2 separate regions of the Homo sapiens genome follow, and region 2 is linked to region 1. A link is a loop called in an ENCODE intact Hi-C map of the cell type or tissue named here. Cell type or tissue: endothelial cell of umbilical vein. All regions are shown on one strand. Each heading gives the region's core, and the rest is flanking DNA. Links, peaks and the distances in the headings are about the cores only.

Evidence for each region. Peaks named below come from ENCODE experiments on the same cell type or tissue, not always from the same donor. Only the 100,000 strongest peaks of a DNase experiment are listed, where the experiment ranks them.
Region 2: it touches region 1 in a loop (16-fold over the local background); 2 of 110 quality-filtered maps call a loop at or near these places.

What each region holds. Positions count from the first base shown.
Region 1 is chr3:173,386,994-173,403,090 of GRCh38, forward strand. NLGN1 (neuroligin 1) reads left to right here and starts at 10,751. Exons shown (of 7, transcript NM_001365925.2): 1 at 10,751-11,070. RefSeq lists silencers at 8,605-8,684, 8,705-8,794 and an enhancer at 9,020-9,519. In endothelial cell of umbilical vein, for the core only: a CTCF peak has its summit at 10,930; DNase peaks (open chromatin) are centred at 8,258, 8,618, 10,258, 10,888 and 3 weaker places; H3K4me3 peaks cover 3,703 bases; H3K27ac peaks cover 3,722 bases.
Region 2 is chr3:173,737,831-173,745,830 of GRCh38, forward strand. All of the region lies in intron 3 of NLGN1 (neuroligin 1), which reads left to right. Among named protein-coding and RNA genes, the nearest start is that of NLGN1-AS1, 180 kb to the right of the region's middle. In endothelial cell of umbilical vein, for the core only: no CTCF peak of the experiment used is centred there; DNase peaks (open chromatin) are centred at 2,081, 4,081, 5,431, 6,881 and 2 weaker places; H3K27ac peaks cover 7,606 bases.

The DNA of each region.
Region 1 (16,097 bases), core at 4,572-12,571:
CCATCTGATCTTTGACAAACCTGACAAAAACAAGCAATGGGGAAAGGATTCCCTATTAGTAAATGGTGTTGGGAAAATTGGCTAGCCATATGCAGAAAACTGAAACTGGATCCCTTCCTTAGCCTTATACAAAAACTAACTCAAGATGGATTAAAGACTTAAATGTAAGACCTAAAACCATAAAAACCCTAGAAGAAAACCTAGGTAACACCATTCAGGACATATGCACAGGCAAAGACTTCATGACTAAAACACCAAAAGCAATGGCAACAAAAGCCAAAATTGACAAATGGGATCTAATTAAACTAAAGAGCTTTTGCACAGCAAAAGAAACTATCATCAGAGTGAACAGGCCACCTACAGAATCGGAGAAAAATTTTGTAATCCATCCATCTGATAAAGGGCTAATATCCAGAATCTACAAGGAACTTAAACAAATTTACAAGAAAAAAACAGCCCCATCAAAAAGTGGGCAAAGGATATGAACAGACACTTCTCAAAAGAAGTCATTTATGCAGCCAACAAACATATGAAAAAAACCTCATCATCACTGGTCATTAGAGAAATGCAAATCAAAACAACAAGATACTATCTCACGCCAGTTAGAATGGCAATCATTAAAAAGTCAGGAAACAACAGATGCTGGAGAGGATGTGGAGAAATAGGAATGCTTTTACACTGTTGGGAGTGTAAATTACTTCAACTATTGTGGAAGACAGTGTGGTGATTCCTCAAGGTCTAGAACCAGAAATACCATTTGACCCAGCAATCCCATTACTGGGTATATACCCAAAGGATTATAAAGCATTCTACTATAAAGACACATACACACGTATGTTTATTGTAGCACTGTTCATAATACCAAGACTTGGAACCAACCCAAATGCCCATCAGTGACAGACTGGATAAAGAAAATGTGGCACATATACACCATGGAATACTATGCAGCCATAAAAAGGATGAGTTCATGTCCATTGCAGGGACATGGATGAAGCTGGAAACCATAATTTTCAGCAAACTAACACAGGAACAGAAAACCAAACACCACATGTTCTCACTCATAAGTGGGAGTTGAACAATGAGAACACATGGACACAGGGAGGGTAATGTCACACACTGGGGCCTGTCAGGGGGTGCAGGGGCTAGGGGAGGAATAGCATTAGGAGAAATACCTAATGTAGATGACGGGTTGATGGGTACAGCAAACCACCATGGCATGTGTATACCTATGTAACAAACCTGCCAGTTCTACACATGTATCCCAAAACTTAAAGTATAATAATAAAAATATAATAAAATAAAAGCACCAAAACCCATTTTTTTCTTGATGACTCTACGTTTTATGGTGAAAAGCCTAATCTTTTTATCTTTCTGGATGATCTAAATTTCTATGTTTTATCAGTTTGCTCATTTACATCACTTCCTTCATTTGTTCGTTTTATTCCTTCAAAATAAATATGCACTGAATTTCAGTCAGTCCTTGCTCCTTTCCTTCACTGAGTTTCCATTGCCCTCTTTAATTCACTTGTGTTGTTTGTGTTTTGTATATGTGTTTGTTTGTTTGTATATGTGTTTTGTTTAACCTTCTAATTAAAAGCTCTTTGAGGATAGTGTCTCTGCTTTGTGTATTTTTACGTCTTCTGAATATCTAATCAATTGCTTGGACAAGTCTCTTCAGTGAAGCACAGAATATATACAAGTCATTAATTTCTAGAACTTCTATTTTAACAGGCAGGGATAGAAAAGGAATTAAAGTAACATAAACAAATTGAACAGAGACGCAGAGGTGGGAAGCCATGATTTGTAGGTTTGCAGCCTCAAGAATCCACTTTTGCAAGACTGAAGGAACTGGAAAGAGGCTAAAAAAGGGAGAAAAACTGGGAGTAGCATGTGGTGAACTATTATTATGGCTGAAGTTAAAGTTTGCCCAGCAAATTGTTTCACCTTTCTTCTTTTGGTAAGCACCCTAGGCTTTTCCTACATTGGCCTTTACTGTATGTGTAAATCTTGTTGTGCTACCTTACCTCATACAGGGGTATATGATGTGTCCTGCACTTGGTCAATAAAATTAACCCCATCTTCAGTCACAGAAAGGAAAGTGTGACCCAAGCAAAATCATTTTAAGTCCTCCATAGGATTTCTTTTCTGTAGTTAACAAGGTAATTTTCCCTGGGGATGTTGCCCTGAAGAGTATGTCTGGAATTGCTGACAGGCGTCCTGCCCCAAAGGTGAAGAGAGGCTTCCTGAAAATAAAGGCAAGCCAAGGAATGAAGAAAATGAAAGGAGAAAAACTTAAGGACCTCAGTTAAGGCTCTGAATACAATCAGGGTGAGAGCTAAATGCACCTTCAACTTCTCAGTTAGGTAACTGAGTTTGGGAGTTTGCTTTTTTCACTTAATTGGGCCTGAGCTGAGTTTCTATCACTTTCATTATAAAGAGGATGGGTGATGTTGAAAGATGTCTGTATTTTTAACAATGAAATGGAAGATCATCGAACATTTAAAAAAAAGTAGTAATGCACTATTCAACTTCTTTTTGTTGTTGTTGTTGCTACATAGTTCAGACACCCTTTCATCTCTTTTGTGTACTATTGCAATAATTTCATAACTAGCTTCCCTGCCTTTAGTTTTGCCTCTCCTTCCTTATTTCACTCCCCATGTTGCTACAGACAGACTTTTCTAAAAAGCAAATACGATCACACAATTTCCTTGCTTAAAGCTCCCCACTGACTCTGCTTGAAGGGTCAGGTCCAAACTTAATTGTCTGACACACAAGTCCCCTCATTATCTCACCCTGGTTACATACAAGCTCATTTATTTCCCCTCACCTACTTACCTCTCCATGCTCTAGCTAAATTGAGCTGCTTACCTTTAAGAACACATTTTGTTCTCTAGTGAGCTCATGTCTTTAAATATGTTAGTCTTCTGCTTAGAATATCCTTCCCTAGGAAGTCCTTTTGTATTATGAATGAGGGTATCATAAGGTCTAGGTAGGATGCTACCTCAGAGATACTGTAACTTCAAGTTGGAAGAGACCATGTCTCATAGTTCTTTTCATTCTTCAATAATGCAGTAAAAGGTACAGTTGGCACTCAAAGGATTGATGAGTGAAAACTCATTTACTGAATTACATTTTCTCAGGAAGGTACTTAATTCTGTATGTAAATACAGAAATACAAACTTCCAGGACTTAAATGTGATTGACATGAGAGAATGTAGTGTAAATAAACTTTACCAGCATACATACACACAAAACACAATCTTAGCTTTCTTAAGAGCTATATACATAGGTACATCGTAAATGTGATTTTAGGCTTAATAACTGCTTCTATAAATTTCAAGTTCTTAAATAATTACCAAAAATGTACTTTAGAACCTAAAACACACACACACACACACACACACACACACAAACACACACAACCCTAGATACACAGTTGAAAGTACTAAAACTCTGGGAAATGAGCAAATGTGCAACCTGTCATGTAATAAAGTACCATTGGCTCTTAAATGAGCAAAGTATCTTTGAAAATATGGCACAATTGCTTTATGAAAACATTTGGGGCTAATATATGCTCATTCTAAAAATTATCTCAAAAAAGTGGGGTCCATGTCCTGTAAGTATAGCTTTAATGTATTTTATGTAAGACATTCATTTAAAAAATTGTTTTTCAAGGATATCTGAGAAAATTCTTGTGCCTGTATGCTCAATTTTTAGCTAAAGTTAGAGATAGTCTATAATCGTGCCCTGGAAATTTATTATTGAGTCAATTTGGCTTCACACATTAACTGAACTACTTTTAGAGTACCAAAATGAGTCAGGCATACTGTTAGGTATACAGCATACAGCAGTAAACAAAACAAATTAAATTAAGTCCCTGATCTCATGGCACTTATCTTCTGGTGGGTAAAAAAAAGCTGGCAAGCAAACAAATAAATATAATCAGATTATAATAAGTATGTTCAAGCAAATTCAAGAATTTAAGAAGGCAGAGAGTGAACAGGGAGGAGAATGCTATTTTAGATAACAGAGTCAGCGGAGATTTTTAAAAATTATTTATTTAGAGATGGGGTCTTGCTATGTTCCCAAGGCTAGCCCTGAACTCATAGGCTCAGACCATCCTCCCACCTCAGTTTCCTAAGTAGCTGACTACAGGAGTATGCCACCGTGCCTGGCAATATTTCTTTGAAGGTAACACTTGAGCAGAGACCTATACGAATGAGGGAGGGAGCCTATAGCTATCAGGAGGAAGAGAGGTCTGGGGAGAAGGAATGGATATGTACAAGTTCCTGAGTGAGAGATTATTTTATATCTTATAAACAAGATATCAAACGATCCAGAAATAATGACGACACAAGATAGGCTGTGCTATTGCATTATGGGACGTGCAAATTAGTCAGAGAAGAAGGGAAAATGAAAATAATTTCTGGCTCAGGGGATCTTTAAGATAACATTTTTGGTAGTTTTCCAATAGGTAGAGATGGTGATTTGGATAGTCCAAAATAAAGATGTGTGGGATTGAGAGCCTGTTGAGCTTTGGTTCCTAGGATAAGAAGTTTGTATTTCACATGACAGAAAATACAGATTTATTAAAGGGTTTCAGAAACGGGGTTTGACTTTTTCAGGGCTAGATAAAAACAGGATGGATTTAGCCAAGCTGCACAGACCATATGTGCTAGAGGGATGGTGTGTGAATAGACTAGAGCTGGAGACCATGTGGATTCTGGTTAACTGGATATTATGTTAGTGACCCTAGAAGTCAGATTCCGTCTTGTTAGTATTAATAATATCTATATATTTTGTCCAGGTTATAATAAGACATTACCAGGAAGCTGTGCAGGGGGTCCACTTGGCAATGCTACAACTCAAAGACTATTTGGCTCTGTTTTTTCTTTTAGAACAGAAATATGAGCCGTCATTGCCCTATAAACTCTTTCTCAGTATATTATTTATATTTAACCAATTTTAAGTAAAGTACATCTAATTTATAAGGAAACTTGCAAAATAATTTCATCTAAGCATCACATTTTATTAATATTTGTTCTTCCTAAATGCCTTGGGAAAGAAAAACTATGTGCTAATCTCCTGCTGTGGGTCTTTGGGATTTTCCAAAGAATGAGTAATATTCCTGCTTTTTCTTTAAGATAACATGCTATTTAAGTTTCCTTATAGAAATAATTACTAAAGAAAAACATCTAGACAGGCGCGGTGGCTCACGCCTGTAATCCCAGCACTTTGGGAGGCCGAAACGGGTGGATCACGAGGTCAGGAGATCAAGACCATCCTGGCTAACACGGTGAAACCCCATCTCTACTAAAAATACAAAAAAATTAGCCGGGCATGGTGGCGGGCGCCTGTAGTCCCAGCTACTTGGGAGGCTGAGGCAGGAGAATGGCATGAACCCGGGAGGTGGAGCTTGCAGTGAGCTGAGATCGGGCCACTGCACTTCAGCCTGGGTGACAGAGCGAGACTCCATCTCAAAAAAAAAAAAAAAAAAGAAAAGAAAGAAAAACATTTTTCCACTTAACGACCTCTGGACTGAAAGCACGCTGAGTCTACACCCTATTGAGGTGTCTGAGGTACAATTTGCTATTTACACTCAAGCCTAGCTTTCTTTTCCAATATTTTCATTTTCATTCCTGGGAAAAACAAATTTTAACATAACAATGATTAGGTAATAGATTCATGCTTATAAAGTTGATTTCTCTACTTCTCTAGTGATTTTTCCTTATTCTCACTCATAGATTTGTTTTCATACTAAGATTCTTTCGAGAAAACATTTTCAGAAAATGCTAATACTCTGCCTATTTGCTACATTGAAGTCTCCTTCCAAATTTACAAAGGAGCAGACATGTGTAGGCAAGCTTTGTAGGGTTTTTATTTGTGTTTGACTTTCCAGAGTTCCAGTACTCATTTCAAACAATTCTTGACATGGTAAAAGGCAGTACACACAAGCACAGTTAATGTCACAACCTAGAAGGCCACATGATTTTCAATGTAAGTTGGATCAAATCTTCTATATTTTACTGATGTCTTTATCACTTATTCATGTGTTTAATGTCTTTTTTATGTCATCATTCACATTTAATATGTTTAGTCTAATATTAAAGTTAATTAATAGAAGACAAATATACCATAAGAAAAACAAAAGGCAAGGCCAGGCACTGTGGCTTACACCTATAATCCCAACACTTTGGGAGGTCGAAGTGGGAGAATCACCTGAGGTCGGGAATTCGAGACCAGCCTGACCAACATGGAGAAACTCCGTCTCTACTGAAAATACAAAATTAGTCAGACATGGTGGTGCATACCTGTCATCCCAGCTAATCGGGAGGCTGAGGCAGGAGAATCACCTGAACCTGGGAGGTGGAGGTTGCGGTGAGTTGAGATTGTGCCATTGCACTCCTCCAGCCTGGGCAACAAGAGTGAAACTCTGTCTCAAAAAAAAAAAAAAAAAAAAAAGATAAAGATAAAAGAAAAAAAAAGGCAGGAAGGACCTAGGAATCACTCTAAAATCACTAATGACTTTCTGGTTACAGATACCATATATTGCCAACAAATGTCTTTATCAGTTTTTAACACTAATCTAATATCCATACAAACACACGCATGTGTGTTGGTGTTTGAATCAGAAAACATATCATGAAGATACTAAAAATAGAAACATTGAAGAATTACATAATTTGTGTGCCAAGTGCTTTACATGCATTATTTTGGATAATCCTTACAACAATTCTACAAGGTAGGGAGCATAATTATCTCCATCTTGCAGTGGTGAAATTCGAAGTTTAAGGAGATTAAGTGACATGCACCGGGCAATAACAATTTGTCAATCCAGGATTCAAACTCAGGCAATCTGATTCGAGAGTCCCAGCCCTTAACTACATACCAACAAAAGAAAAAGTAAAAAACAAAACTTCTTGCTATGTAATTGCTTTTGAGATCAAATGGTAGGGGATGGGTTTATTTCCTTAAGAGGGTTTGATTGGTATAGTGGGAAAAAAATGAGCAAGGAGGTTTGGCTCATTCGTCTGTATTTACAGATTGTGATAAATGCTGTTTGTGTAACAATTCATTTTGTTAAAATGCTTAGGCTTTTTGTAAAACTAACTCACAGGAATGAGGTAATAATGGCCAACTGATAAAGTGTAGCCATGAAAATAATGAAAAGAACCCACAATAGAACCTATTTAAAATTAATCTCGTACTATAAATACCAAATATTGGAAGTGAAAAATGCTTAGTTATTACCATTAGGATTCTGATATTAACCTCAGCAAATATAGTTAGGAAGTGGTGCCCACAGCCTTGGGATACAAGAGAGTATATAAAACATTATGTTATGTAAATTATAATGGAGAACTTTATAGAATCATCCTTATTTCTTTTTTATTCTTCGCTTGTCAAAATCATATCCTATATCAAGTTAGGTTAACGATGTAATCTCATGAAAATTAACAGGACCCATTTAGGTACTTTCACAAATATTGAAATAGATACTTATTTCTCAACTTTCTTAGGAAATTCCAGACAAATTTCAAAGGGTTTAGGTTGTCAAATTAGACAAACTTGTGCAAGTTGGGCATGGTACACCTGTTACCAAGAATCAGATGCATGTTTTAGTAGAAAGAAACTTCACTTTCTTGGGAGCATTACCGAAATCTGCTGGATTTGTCAACATATAGCCTAAAATTTACTTTTAAAAAAAGAAAAACATGACAAGATAGACTGGATTCTAAAACGACATCAAGACAATGTGGTACTGAATTTCCTCTAAGCCAAAGGAACATGTCATATTTAAGACTGTTTTTTTAAAAATCAGAGCGGAAATGGTAGAACCTTGGTTTCTTACTTACTGTTATTAATTAATGAGTGAGTGATAGGGGCCATTGCAGTGTAAATGTTAAAGTTCCTTTCTTTTACTTGAATTGTGGAGATTAAAGCATACATGAGATTGAGAAATATGAAGCAAGCTCTTAAATGGTGAGAAAAAACATATCTCTAGTTCACGTGTCACTTCTAGCGATTTTTCTACTGCTAGGTTTTCCTTTTGGGGTTACGATTATTACAGGTGGCAATCAGTTAACTTAGTGGTTCTGTAGGCACCGCCCTATCTTCCAACTTACTTACATTTAAAAATTCACACAGAGAGGCTAGTGGGAAGCGGGTAGGTGTAAACAATGTGCTACAGTGAGTCACACCCGTCACAAAAGCCAACAATGATTAGCTGTGATTTTTTTAAAATCACCTATCCAGCGGCAGAAGCTGTGGGCACAGCCAGGAGGAAGAGGCCAAAGGCAGTGGCGTTGCGTTCACACTACTCGCACGGAACAGTCTACAGCCAACGAACGCTTCAATTCAGAGATTACTCTGCCTCTAGCTAGAGGAAGCAGAGGAAAGAGAGGGGAGTTTGGTGGCTAGAGATTTACCAAAAAGAGGGGGGCGGGGGAAAGAAGAGGCACAGTGGAAGGCTGTTGCCTCCAACTCCGCGCTCTCCGTCACCAAGACGAAAACGCCTGGAACCGGAGCACGATGACGCCGAGAAGACAGAAACTCAGAGCGTCCGACGCCTCGCGTCTGGGCGGTCGTGCCCGTTCACTCACACGCCGCTCTGAGTGGTTTGGCGAACCTCACACGTGACTCCCTGGGCCCTTCACCCCTCCTGCCGCCGCGGGCGCTGCGGAAGCTGCGGGCGGAGGACGCTCGGCTGCCGCGGGAGGAGTAAGGGAGGAGGGCGGAACTTGTAAAGGGAGGGGCCATCACCAGCACCAAGTCTGCCACCGCCGGACCCGCGCCCCCGAAGCCCACCCCCACCAAGATCGCGCCTCCGACCGGCGGGAGGGGCGCGCAGGGGAGGGGACGCTGTGCAATAAACCGGGCGGGGAGAGGGAGGCAGCGGAGGGAGTCCTGGCTCTGAGGGGGGCAGGATTGGGTCTGGAGGATGGTCTGGCTTGATTCAGACTCCTGCACCCGACAACGCCACGGAGTGAGGGGAGAGGGAGAGAGAGAAGGTGGCAGTGTGTGTGCGCGCGTGTACGTGTGTGTGTGCGTGTCTACAGGTAGCAGTGGCGGCGGCGGCGGCGGCGGCGGGGACCGGAGCAGGGGACGCATCTGCAGCCACCTCCCCGCCTATGATTTTCGGAGGCGATTGCTCACTTAGCTGAGGATCTGTAGCCCCGGGAGATCTTCTCATCCTCTCCATTTCCAAGCTTCATAGGTGTCTTCCAGTTTCAAGTGTGTGTTTTGGGTATTTTATTTTTAATTTTTTTCCTTCTCCCTCTAAATCTTCTCGGAAATTCTGCATATTGAAGCAGGTGGCTCCTGGTACGAAATCTCTGGATACATTTGGCTTGCCAAGTTTTGCTCTTCGCTGTCCCCTCCCGTTTACAGAAGCATCTGTGGTGCTTTTCATTTTGGATTTACATGCAGGAAACGTATATATGTTTATATACCGACCGCATAATATATAAATACATATACGCGTGCCCAAGGGCCTGGTTTTCGTCTCTCCTCCCCACGAAACGGAATGTTTTGGAGCCGATGGATAACAAGAACACTATTAACATTCTTTTGAGCCTGTTTTTTAAAAGGGGGAGGGAGCGTGAAGAATTGTTTAACATTTGGCCATCGTTTGGCTGCACACTAAGCACCACGAAGTATTTATGGTTGCAGATCAGGTGCAAACGGGGCTTAGAGAGAAAGGTAAGGGAGCTTCCTGCGTCCGCCGAGCTCCGGCGTTTACCTTAATCCCGGGGATTGCCGAGAACTTCCTATTCCCTGCCTCTCCTTCGCCTTCCCCACCTTCCACCCACCCTTCTCTGCTCTCTCTCTTCTGTAAACTCAACCCTTTTCCAATCCCATTGGGGTGGGGGTGGGGGGTGCTGGAGGTATAATCGTCTATTTGAGTTTAAATGCGTCTCTCTTTCCCAGGCTAGTAGCTGAGTTTTCCAATAGCCTTTCTGGCGGTTTTAGGAAATCGTGTCCTTTATAAAAAATAATGCTACCTAAATAAGTGTTTTAAACATCTGAAGATGCCAGTCCCTCACCCTATCCTCTGATGAAAATAAAAGCAATAAAAAATAATGAACTTTAATAAACTGGGTGGTTTTTTTTAAGCGTTGGGGTTCATGGAAGCTCCCAAACGCTTTTTTTCATTTAAAAAGAAAGATAACCAGCAAACAAACCAATCTCAGGAGGAGTCCACAGTGGAGGAGATTCGCCTTCCGTTTCTGCATAAAACCAATACATTTTACTTGGAGGGTAATTTGCCAGAGTTGAGCGAGACGAAGCCGTGTCTAAATAAGTACATGACACTAAATTTCCTTTTAAATCCACCTTTTACACCATGGCCAGTCGCTTGTTTAACTCCCGTTCAAGGGACACGGTTTTCAAACGTGACCTTTTGGGGAGATGTGGGAACTTCCCCTCATTTCTTCTTCTGTGCCGCTAACCTCTTTCCTCCTCCGCGCGGCATCTCCAGCCCCGGCAGTTTGTAAATTGCCCGTTTTGCCCACCCTCCTGGTGGGCGTTCTCTCCCCCACTCCACTCCTGCCCCCTCTGTCCTTTCTTCATTGGCGTCTTCGGAGCAGATGCATCTTCTTTCTTCTTGGCCTCACTCTCCCGTTCCCCCGTCAGTCCCCCCACCCGCGGCTCCCCACTTGCCCCAGCTCTCCTCGCCGCTCCTCCCCGCCTCCCCGCGGAGGGTTGACCCTTCAATTCGGAGTCCCGGCCTGTGGGCGGGCGGGGGAGCGCCGCGGCTGTAAGCCGAGGATCAGGCGGCGGCGCGGAGAGCGCGCCCGGGCGGCCAGCGCCGAGCGCGCGGAGCTGGCGTGGGGAGACACGGCAGGAAAGGCGAGTCGGAGTGGGTGATGAGAGGCCGGGAGAGCCCGTCCGAGCCGGAGAGACCGGAGAGAAGGGAGCGAGCGACTGTGCGGCGCTCACGCTGCCAGAGCCCGGGCGGAGTGCAGTCGCCTCCAAAGCCTTAGAGCGGCGCCCCAGTCACTGCAGCTCTTCACCCTAGAGCTGTGCCCTGGGACCACAGAGACCAAGAGCATGGAAATCGGCTGAGAGGTACAAAAGAAATAAGGAACAGATTACGAGAAAGCGGGGAGGGTTTCCTGGCGAAATACGGAGGCTGAGCAGATGGAGGAACAATGCCGCCTCCAGAAGAAAACCCTTGCCTGAACCCTCGGCGGAGCGCAGAGGAGCTGCTTTCAGCCTTCTGCTCTCCCCAGGCCCTCCGGCTAGTTCTGGGGTTGGTTCCGCCGGTTAGTTTGACAGGGATAAGAAAGTTGCTCTTCTTCCCCACAACGTTTCCTGAGAGGTGGTTTTCAGATCTGTGTGTTTCCAGTCAAGATGTCACTCCCTAGATCCCCCGCGTTGAGCAACTAATATATTATGCATTATTGGGCAATAAACTCTCCTGGGAAGAGAAGGTATTCCAAACATTTAAACCGTTCTCCACCGACTCCTGCCCGCCTCAACACAATGCCTTGTGAGTAGAAATGAAAAACCACCTGAATTTAAAATTATTTAGGTTGAGATTTTGCATTGGGAATAATTTCTTCCAGAGGAGGTTGTTAGTGTGTTATAGAGATGAGGGATATTACATGTCCAATATTTGATTCATTTGTGATAATTCTAAATCATGAACAGTTGGCCTCCACAAAGGTACTATTTCTTTTTGCATTTCCAGGGCCATAGTGATACATATAACACTTGGGAAACGTGAATTCGTATAGTTAACCCAGTATCTGTTACTCTGCATTTTTACAGGTAGTTAATATACTCATTTTCCCTCTTTTTATACTCAAACTCCGGTAGACTATTTTTGCTTAAGTCAATTGAGTTGTCATGCTGTACATGAAAATTACAGGGTCTTAATGCATTTCTCACCATTAATTGTGCTCAATTATTAATAGGATCATAGATATTAAAATGTCACTGAGAAAGGGTATGTGTACCTATGTTTGAGTGTAAAACCTATAAAATGTCTCAGCATTTCTATCAGCCATTGTAACCTAGCAGAACACAAGGTTTTTGAAATGAGCTCAGAAGCAAGGGCCATTCATATATTTAAAATATTAAATGTTAAATGCAAAAACATTAAATTTACTGTGCCTTTGGCAGAGAATGAATCTAAGTCTACTTGCACTGCAGAGTGATTGAGTGATTCACAGAGAAAGTGGAAGTTAATCATTACTCAGGCCTTCTGATTACATGGTTTGATTAAAAGAAGTAACTGTTTTCTGTAAGCCTGCTATTCTGCAGTTAGTCTTCCCAATCCTCTTAACATAAGCAGAAATTGAGGGAGTCAATCTTTCAGCAGATTCTACTAGAGTTCCAGTAGTGTGGAGTAAGAAAAGCTTCTTTAGTTCCCGTCCTTCCCATTGTCTCCCTTCTTCCACCCCCAAAGTACTTGCTGTCAATCTTTTCTTTATTCCCTCAGTATAGTTTTATTTTGTGAAATTTTCCACTTACATTTAGTAATAACATATTTTCAAATGTAAATGTTTGAATGGCTTTGAAGTTGAAGGTGAAATATACACTTAAAGAAGGTAGGCTGAGAACTCCATTGGTTTCATTTGCAGGGTGTTGGAAGGCCTGATGACCCTATGCATTCCTGGATGACTTTCTTGGATCACTCTCCAAAGTCTCTTCCAACTCTGAAATTCTTATATTTTATTCTGCTTTTACTATTTTCACATGGTTATCCAGTGCCAAGATCTACATATCCCTTCAAATTACATTAAACTAGCTGTTTCTGGTTTTCTTTATAGGATAATTAAGTAGCTAGAACTATAAAATACAGTTATAAATCTGAGATCTGAGTTTTTTATAAAATTTTTCACATACATTTTAATGCTATTGACAACTTTTTGTGAGACAATATTAATACAGATATAGCTTTGAGTGACGTATCTCTCTGGGTTTTCATGTATTGAAACAGTTTTTAACATAGTAATGGTTTATCTTGATAATTCTTTATTATTTTTACACAAAGGAGTTATTTCACAAATTACCTAACAAATACTAATTTGTAGTTTTTGTAAGCAAAACACAGTTAAAAGTAACAGTAGTATTAGAAACTGCAGCTGTGTAACATATACCTTTGCCACATTTTAAAGGCTTAGTTTTTGAAGTGAAGTTTGCAGTCGGTTTCCATCTTACTGGATTGTCAATAGGAAGATATGATTTTTCAGTTATGTTTTAATTATCTGTAAATGAAATCACCAAAGTCCAGTCTTCTAGACTTAATATTATTATTATTATTTCTGAAATATAGGTATGATCTTATTAACATTGGCCAGTGGCTCCTTATAGATTATTACATGCCAAAGTCCACAACCCTAATGCCACTCAATGCTTTTCACAATTCATTCTTAAACCTCCTTATGTAGATTAAAACACTGTCCTCCTGGCCCCCCTTCTGAATTCACTCTTTAGTCCATTCACAAGACTCTTAATTACTATTTTCCCCAACACTACATACCATTTTAGGATTTTGTGGTTTGCTTATGCTAATCTTTCTTCATTGATCCATTCCCTGCCCCTCTACCCCACCCCACCAAATATACACCAATGATAGGACAGAAAAACATTTTAGTTCCTTGGGTGGTCTTTCCTTCATCATGATGCTTCCTTCCTGTACCCTTACTCTGAGCTCCCACAACACAGTATTTATACTGGGAGTAGCCCACCTTTCACACTTCTAATGGTTGGCTTTCTCACTGCACAGTGAATTGCCAGAGATCAAAAGACATGCCTGATTTATCATGTCATTCGGAAATGATAGCTTACCTTTATGTCTGAACATAGAGTCTACCATAAATGAATAGTAAATGTATTATTTATAAATATATTTGGCTATGAAGTAACAGAAAACTTGGCTAACCGTGGATTAAGCAAATAAAGCTTTATTTATCTCACATAATAAAAAGTCAGGAGAAGAGAGTTGCTTAAGCATTTTATCAGGCTTCTTCTATTATCTCGAAACCTTTCTTCTCATGGGCACAAGGTCACTGATGTGCCTCCAAACTCGTGTCTGTCTTTGGGGCCCAAAATGGGGGAGAAGAAGATAACAGTATTCTACCTCAGGGTTTCTCAGCTTTGACACTGTTGTCATTGTGGGCTGGATAATTATTTGTCTTTGTTATGGGGGAGTGTACTGTACATTATAGGGATGTGTAGCATCATCCTTGGCCTCTATCCACCAGATGCTGGTAGTGCACCCCACCCCCACCTCATCATGACTATCCAAGTATCTCCAGACATTGCCAAATGTCTCTAAGAGGTCAGATTGTCCCAGGCTCAGAAGTTTTGCTCTGAGATCAGAAGGAAGGAAATTCTCTGTTTCCTACTCTTCCCTACCCCTGTTTTTTTTTGTTTTGTTTTGTTTTTTGTTTTTTTCCCTGCATTATGGTGGTGGCGAGGATCTTTTTGATTTTTTGCTTAATAAGTGGTAGAGGACACATGATAAGATTTAAAAAACAAATAAGAAGAAGGAAGAGGAGGGAAAGAGGCCAAACAAGGCTTCTCTGAGCATTGTGTCTTTTTTTATGGTGTGAACATTCTCCCCATAGACTTCCATTCTCGTATCACTGCCAGACTCTGTCAGCTGGCTACTTCTAGGTAACTGAGAGGTTGGAAGATAGATTTTTAGGGTGACATTTTACTACCCTCAACAAAATCAGAATCTACAAGAAAAGAAGGGGAAATGGATTTGGTTTTGAAAACTTAGTGTTTGCCGTGATGGCAGAGTGAATCAATACATAAAATTCGTCTAAATACTTCAGAAAGGAGAAAGAGTAAACACAAAATAAACATCCATCAAAGAGGGTCGATATAATTTTTCCACATGCTAAATGTTAATAAAGTAACCAGGATAATACTGTGATATTTTTCCTTTTGATGATATTTTACTTAGAAAATAAATGGGCAGAATGGAAACATATAGCGCTTCATAACATTTTTCTCTGCAGACGACATCCCTTCTCTTCCAGTCTATTGAATAAAGCAATAGACTTTGCTATTGATACTTACCAATTATTTAGTAATCATGTGAGAGATGTCAAAGGAAATAAAAATGCAGCTCTATTGTTTCAATATTTCTTTCTAATGCTTGTATTTAGAAAGATAACACATGCTAGTGAATGCAGTAGGTAAAATAATGGATTCTGGTACAGATGTGTTAGCATGGACTATAGTAACTTTAAGATGGGTTGCTTATCTACCTACCATCTACCTACCAATAAGTACTCTTGGATTCTATCATAGGAAATAATTCTGACTTACAAAGATATATTAACATTGCTATGGACGACCAATGATCTTGTCTGATTGATTGTAATCTTTTTTCTTCCTATTCTTGTTTATATTTTCTGTAAGTTCGTTGAATGCAAATTTTTGCTCAACTTTGTATAGAATATAGAAATATAAAAGATGGTGTCTGTTAGGAAGCTTTTGCCTGCAAGTAACAGAGTACCCAATTAAAGGCTTTAACAAAAAGTACATTCATTATCTCAGAACCAGATTCTGGAGGTGTGCTGATCCAGGGTTGACTAACTTAGGAGTTCAAGGATGTCATGGCTCTGGTACGACTTCACTGTAAATCTCTTGAGTCTTTATCTTGGAAACAAGATAAACAATATGATTATCACAGAGCCAAACATCACCTCTTCTCATAGCCCCACTCAAAGCAGAAATGAAAAAGCAGTCTTCTTCTCATGGATATATCTCTTTATCTAGAAGGAAACTTTTCACAGAAGATATCAGCAAACTTCCCTTTATGCCTGAATGACTAAAACTATGTCACATTTCACTCTTAACTTACAACTGTCAATGAGACAATGCGTTGTATGATTGTTTTTGATCATCATGGTCGGTCCCTTGAGGGCTGGGGAAGAGGTCTGTTTTCCTGTGGACTTGGCTGCTTCACACAAAAAATCAGAGCTCTGTTAACTGGGAAGAAGGAGGCAATAACTATCTAGGGCTCCTAACAGGGAGTTCCACAAACAAACTATCTGTCCTTCTCAGATCTCTTAAAATATGGAATGCCTATGTGAAAATTAAATTCATGAAAAAATAATTACATGGCC
Region 2 (8,000 bases), core at 1-8,000, 350 kb after region 1:
GACTATTTTCCAAAGTGGATGCATCATTTTACATTCTCACCAGCAGTGTATGAGGATTCCAACTTCTCTGCATCCTCACCAACACTTGCTTATCTGTCTGTTTTATTATGGGCACTTAATGAATGTGAAATCATATCTCATTGGGTTTTGATTTGTATTTCCCTGAAGGCTAATGATGTTGAGAATCTTTTGTGTGCTTGTTGGCCATTTCTATATCTTCTTTGGAGCAAAGCCTATTTGGATTCTTTGCCCATTTAAAATTTTTTTTTAAATTTTTATTATTGAATTGTAAGAAAACTTTATGTATTCTAGACACAAGTCTTTTATGAGATACATGATTTGCAAATATTTTCTTTCATTTTATGTGTAGTCTTTTCATTTTCTTTGTTGTAATCATTGTAATACAAAATTTTTAAATTTTTATGAAGTCCAGTTTATCATTTTTTTCTTGTTATTTGTGCTTTTGGTGTCATGTTTAAAAATGCGTTGTCTAGACCAAGGTTGTGAAATTTTACTATGTTTTCTTCTAAGAATTTTATATGTTTTGTCTTCTCATTTAGGTTCATAATCTATTTGGAGTTAATTTTGTGCATGGTGTGAGGAAGGAGTCCAAATTCATTTTTTTACATGTTGATATCCAGTTGACTCAGGACCATTTGTTAAACAACTATTCTTTCCCCAATGCATTTTCTTGGAACCCTTGACAAAAATCATTTACTATAAATGTGAAAAGGTATTTCTAGTTTCTTGATTCTATTCCATTGATTTATATGTCTACCCTTCTTCCAATACCACACAATCATGATTACTGTAACTTTGGGGTAAGTTTTGAAATGGGAAATTGTAATTCCTCCAACTCTGTTTATTTTTGAGATCGTTTTGGCAATTTTGGGTCCCTTGAATGTCCATATGAATTTTAGGATCAGATTGTCAATTTATGCAAAGAGAGTATCTGGAATTTTGATTAAAATGTGTTGAATCTGTAGATCAATTTGGAGAGTACTGCCATCTTAACATTCAACTGCAAGAGGCAAAAACATTTGATATTAGAACATGGAAAACTATAATTTGAGGTAGCTTAAGATAAGTGACATAAAAGATGTACAGTGAAACCCCCTTGCAGATTAAAAGGAGAAGGTTTTATCCATGGAGAAAGAAAAAGACTATTCATGGAGGAGGCTGTTCAAGAAGTATGACATAAACCTTGAGTTGTCTAGGATTTCATCAGGCTGTATTGGAAGAGAGGGGCATTGGTGAGAATATTCAAGATGGCACAAACAAAAGCTCCCCAAGCAGGAACTCATGAGTCGTACTCATGGAACATCAAACAGTTCAGTTTAGCTAGAGAATGGGACGTGTGAAGGAAAGTGGTCAAATATTCCGCTCGAATAAAGGAGACCACATTGTGGGGGCCAGAAAAGCCAGCTTAAGGGGTTTAGCATTTACTTGGTAGGCATTGCAGAACCTCCACAATATTTTGATTGAGAATATACTGTAATACTAGCTTGTAAAATCTGTTAGATGAAAAGCACATGTATCTGTAAATATTTTAACCCGAACAAAAGGCTACCAATGAAAGGTCCAGGCTGTGACAACTAACCTAGTAGATCCTCTTCTGGAAAACAAAAGGAAACATTGCTTATCTTGTCAACGGAAGGGGTTTGCTTATATTAATTCAGGATTTAATAGCAAGCTAAGCCATAGGGAGCTGCTGTCATAATGAAAAACTCCACTAGAGTCCTCCTGGAAAAGGTACTTCTGATGTAAAAGACCTCAGGGAAAGGTTTCTAGAGAATCCATAATTAAATGTCACATCATGGCAAGGGCAGAGGAAAAAAAATGACTCTATTTGGAAAATGGCAAAATATAAATGTCTGGTCAAAATATTTTCGTGCCTTATTTAAAATAAGGCTGACGTTCTTCCTAGTACTCTAGAGTTTCAGTTAACCATCCTCAGTAAATAAACCATTTGTTAACAAAACAAAGGTTGTAAATGCGCTTCTACTTTGCATGGCAAGATAATGCCCATGGAAATTCCTAATTTCTGGGTGGAATTCTTTCATTCTGAGTTGATGGACTGGAAAAAGCTTAACAGATTGCTGCACTACTGATTCATTTCCTAACAGACAGTTTAAACTATATTGGGGATGAGATCATTGTAACTGTTTTCCCATTTTCCCTAATTTAGGTTATTTATTTAAAAAAGAAAGAGTATAGGGGAGAGGAAACAAACCTTAGTTTAAATTTTGGTTGTGTAGCCTCAGAAGAGACTATTAAGATTCAAAAATAGATAATCCTTCCAGATGGGTCCAACTCATTGCAATAAGAACATAAAACATAAAGGACAGTAAATTAGCACACAGTACTTATCCCTGGAGTCTGCCATATGAGCTAACCAATGGAAATTACTGGTATATATGGAACGAGACAGTTAGTTAGAAGGAACTCAGTGATTTTGTGCTATATTAAGTCAAATCATACATTAGGGATAATAGAAAAATTATGAATTCTCTGTTATTTAACACTGGATTCCTACATTCATCACCTGTTTAAGCAAATTAAACAGTAAAAGAATGGACCATATTTTGCACATAGCACATTGTAGGATAGTATTTTGCACAGAAAAAATAAGGCTCTTTTGATCAAGTCCAGACCTGCCAATATAAAACCCATATCTTGGCCAAAGTTCTCCCTCATGCCCTCCCATACCCCTGTTCCAAAGAAGTACTGATTAGAAAGAGAAGAAAATAATTATAGACAAACAGAAAGAAAAATTTGAAGAAAGGAGTAAAAAAAATTACAGCGAGGTTTAGAAAGTTGAGAATATGCAAAAGAAAAGTTATGGTGACAGGCAATGACATCTAAAAGGAAAATGTGCTTGTTTTTGCTCACACCATAGTTTATAGGCAAGGAAGCAATCATGTGTTTAATTCTTGGATGATGAAAGATTTTGGAATTGAAAAATAAAAGGAAAGGATAAATTGTTCTCGAAAACTAGAAAAGCCATGCGTAAGGTGGAGAAGGTAAGGGCTTGCTAGCACTGACAAAGAAGGACCAAATGAAAGTAGATGAGATGTGAAATCAAGGAGTCAGACTATCTTCTGTGACAATTTCAAAGCCTACAGAAAAAACAGCTTTGACTTTATAAAACACGCAAAGTATTATTAGCATACAAAATTAAGCGTTTATGAAAACTCTTAGCATATAGGTATACAATTAGTTATCAGAATGCCTAAATACATGGAAGTTTGATTTAGTCAACATTTTATAAACTAATAGAACCTAAAGAAGATAGTTACCAGTACATAAGTATTACATCTTAAATATTGTTAGAATCAGTGCAGTAATAATCCATTAACTTGCTGCTTGGATTCCATTAAGTGGTATCAATTTTATTCTGTTGCCTAGCATGGCATCTGGCACAGAGCAGACAATCAAGAGCCATTTCTTGAGTTAACATATAATTTCTAGCCCAGGGCCATCATAGAAAAATTGATATTATAGACTTAACGCCCAGGAAATATTTCTTATATACCTACTATGTGCCAGGTAAAAGGGACACACTGATGTTCCAGGGAACTGATAGTCTTTGAAGTGGCATACATGGGCTCCTTAGCATCTTCCTACTAACTTGAGGTCTTCTATATCAGCTTTCTGGGTTTGTTTTTGTTTTTGTTTTTGAGACAGAGTCTCACTATGTCACTCAGGTTGGAGTGCAGTGGCGCGATCTTGGCTCACTGCAACCTCCACCTCCTAGGTTCGAGTGACTCTCCTGCCTCAGCCTTCCAAGTAGCTGGGATTACAGGCGTGCACCATCACACCCACCTAATTTTTGTATTTCTAATAGAGATGGGGTTTCACCATGTTGGCTAGGCTGATCTCGATCTCCTGACCTCAGGTGATCCAACCTCCTTGGCCTCCCAAAGTGCTGGGATTACAGGCGTGAGCCACTGTGCTCAACCATGCTATATCAGCTTTCTGACTCATGGAAACATAATCATGATCCAGCTAAGGAAGTACAAGTTACAAAGACTGAGAAAACGAAGAAAACTTCTGTCCCTGAGGAAACAGAATGTGTTCATACACTGCGTCCCCGTAATGTACGCTCCTTTGTTGGAAGCTGGCCTTCCCACCCCCTCTAGGCCCTCTGGTGAATAAGCAAAACCAGTCTCACTCTAATTTTTACATCAACTAAGTTGCAGAAATGTCAGTTCATTCTGTGATGTTCTCTATTTTTTTCTGAAATAAGATTTGTTTCTTCCTTCCCTCTGCTTTTCCAGGAATCCATTCTTCTCCTTCTCTCCAAGGATAACTATACTACAATTTCTTAAGAATGTATAGTATATCTATTTTCCCTTTACAAGGCTGCAGGCAGTTTTATTTTGAAACTAAAACTCATGGAATTATCAAGAAGGACACTGGGGAAGAAGAGAGAGGGATGTGATTAGGAGAACTCAGATTCTCTTTTAATATTAGGGCTGATGTCGCTGTACTAGGTAATAAATATGTAAATTTTCTGTTTGCCCCAATTGATTAAATGTAATTAACACCTGTTCTAAAATACTTTGTTTTCCTTAATGAAAAAAAGTGAAATTTTTTCAAGCTTCTACTATATTCTATACATTTTATATGCAATGTCTCAACCTTTATTATGATCTTTTTAGGTAGCTTGTATATTCCCATGTCATAGATGAAGAAGCTGAGTGTCAGAAAGATTAAGAGATTTCTTTAATTTCTTTCTTATGCCTAGATATATTATAGCTATATTCTAAGCCTTTATATTTTCCTTCATAACATGTTTTTGGTCATTTAAGAAAACAAGTATTTCATTTTTATATGACATTTTGATGCAACAAATTTCCCCTGAGAGTTCAGTCTACATTTCTTTTTTACTTTCGATTTGTGCTAGACATTTTTGCAAGGGAGCAAAAGTTGTAATTTGTTTTCCATGAAAGTGGCCCTGGTTTTTTCATATTAGTTGATGTTTTAGGGATGTGTTTCCATTGTTTATCCCTAAGAAAAGCAGAAAATACATTTCTTTCATGCTATTTTGTCTAAGTTATTCCTCCAGATTTGAGGGGGTTGTTTGTATTATGTCTATAAAATTATTTGCATGTACTTGTATTTAAATACATACACCCATAATCTTCAATATAGAGATTGCCTGGCTAGACCTATGTCTTAATAACAACTGCATTGCTACAGAAGGCCAGTGTAGGCAATTATTCGCTTTCCTCAATATGCTGAGGCTACCAAAACTTGCATGGAACAGCTATTGAGACCTTTCTCTTGATGGAAGTTTTCTACTGTTGACCCTTAAAGACTCATAATAAACTCACACTTCAGCAATAGATGGTAACAGTTAAGTTCTACGTTCTAAATTTGATTTATTTTTATCATTAATGTTTGATAATGGCTTTAATATTTAAAATCATGCAAGCATCTAACAAGTTGTAACATGTACGGAATTCTGAGTAGCTTGTCCTAGAGTGTAGTCTAAATTATGTTTTCTGTGAGAATGATTTCGTAGTGACTAAGCACCAGCAGCTCAAGGGACAAATACACCATTTACTCTATTATATTATATTATATTTTCTTCTTTGAACAGCTGCTACTTATTATTCATACTACTTCAGTGTCACTGTTAGTGCTTTCTACTATCTAATATATCACAGCATTTGCTCACATTTTTGCCTCTTTCACATAGAATTTGAGAAGAAAAGAAAAACAGGACATTTTCTTTTTAGAATTTCCTCTTTTTCTTCAGCCTTTGAAAATGGTATTGCTAACATTCTGTTTTCTATGTCTAAGTGGAAAATGTTTCATCCTTGCTGAGGTTACAGGGATGAAATAACAGTAGCAGCAAGCTACTGGCCTTTCATTGGACAGTTCGTTGGGGAGGGAGTGGGGATTGTTCAACTGACTCTGGAACTCTGGATGGGGTTCCCCATCTCTCCCTCAGGGTTAACTTCAGTCCATATAATTGCTTTAACTGCCTGCAGAGTTCAATGTTCAGAGACAGACACTTGGATTTCATTTATTCTAAGTTTAATGTTTTATACAGTAAAACATGTCAGAGGAGGCAGTTGTCAATACTCCAATTTCTGAACACTACATATCACAACTTTTTAAATTTAAAATGACTTTATAAATTCAGACAAATAACTCATTATAAATTCAAAATAACTAGTTAGAAATTCAGACAAATTTCTGTTACATAAAGATATAACATGATATAGTAAGGGAAGGTAAAAATTGCATGGATTGGGGCCAAACTAATCAACATTTATATCTGTGCTTTATCCACTTTAGTTATGAAACCTAAAACCATTAATTTTATTCTCTGAAATTCAATAGAATGGGAATAAGAAGATTCAACTTGAAGGGTTGTCATGAGAAATATATAACACATCAGAACAATGGATGCTACTCAATAGGTGTTCAAAAAGTGTTTTTCTTCCCTTCCTTTTCTTCCTCTTCCTTTACACAACATTTATTGAATGCCCAGACACTATGCTTAATTTAAGGAGGCAATGATAAGTAAAAGCAGATGCACTCTCTGCTCACTGGGAGCATATTTCCTAGTGAGGAAAACTATGATAAAGAAACAATCAAGAAAATAGTGAGACACTCTGACTGGAGCAGGTGCTGCAGAAAGGAGGGACAGAGAACAGCATATTTTAGAAGGATTTGAACCTGTCACAAAGATCTGGAAAGACTTCTGTGAAAAGGTAACAACGTAGCTGAGATCCGAGAGATAAGTAGGAGTTAAATAGGCAATATCTTCACTACCACCACCGTTAGAAAGCATGATTGTGTGAACACTAAGCTTCCTTTAATTGTTCAGAGAAGTAAAACCTGCCAAAAATTTTGTAAATCATTAAATTTTGCTATGTATCACATCCTTATCTTTCCTTCTCCCTTTCCCTATGATCTCACCTTTGGTTTCTTGTGGAGGCCACTGATTGGCAGTGGTACTAAAAAAGCTGTTATTTATTTATTTTTTTTTTGACATCTTTGTTGCTCTGCTGGGATGGATCTGATATATCTTATTCTGCTACCGTGTATACCAACAGCAGAATCACACTGATCACTCTTTGTCCGCACTGTCAACTTCAGTTGTTCCCAACATTGTTAATAGACCGCCTATCTTTCCTTGCACTTAACTGAAACTAAGAGGTACTGTTGGATCCATGATGCACATTCTTAATGGCTCATCCCTAACCAGAACTGATGAGCCTTCTGTATGGAGCAGACCGTGGCAAACAAGCACAATGGCAGTTGTTTTCATCATCTATTGTGAAGTGTCTATAGAACTTAGTGACTTGATGTCAGCTCTTGCCATATTTTCTGTGCTCAGAGATGCCTTGCTTGTGACTAATGTCCTCATTACAGATTGAATGAAGAAAAAAGGGAAACGGAGAGCAGATGACAGCCTTCCCCATCCACTGAAAGAACATTCTTTTCCTTTCTTATCTCCATGAACTCACCCCCAAAATGTTACCAGACATCATTTTTTTAAAGTAGTAGATCCTTGGAGATCCTAGTTTATGCTAATTGCATCAGCATTAAGCAATTTACTAATTTAATTAAATAAATTAATTAGCTTATATTTTTTACCTAAGTACATCTAAAGCTTTTTTTTACGAGAAAGAGTTGGTTATTTATTTATTTTAAACAGACAAAAGTTCAAGCAAACTTACAAACACCCGTGTAGTATCAGTAATGAGAATAGGGAGGAAGGTAGTATACATTGTTTGAGACTGAAAGGAATTTTAATTGATGATCATCAGCCCCACACCTAACATTTTATAGATGAGATTATATGGCTTGCCCTAGATCACACTGCAGGTGTTTAGGGAAATCTCCAAGCATCAGGCTAGGTGTTTGGATGCAATATGCCATGGCTATTGGTGGCCCAGTTACCTAGTTCCAGGGAACAGATACTCCAGAAAGAAGCGGTCTGATTTCTTTGTCTTTATTTTGACAAAGGATAATTT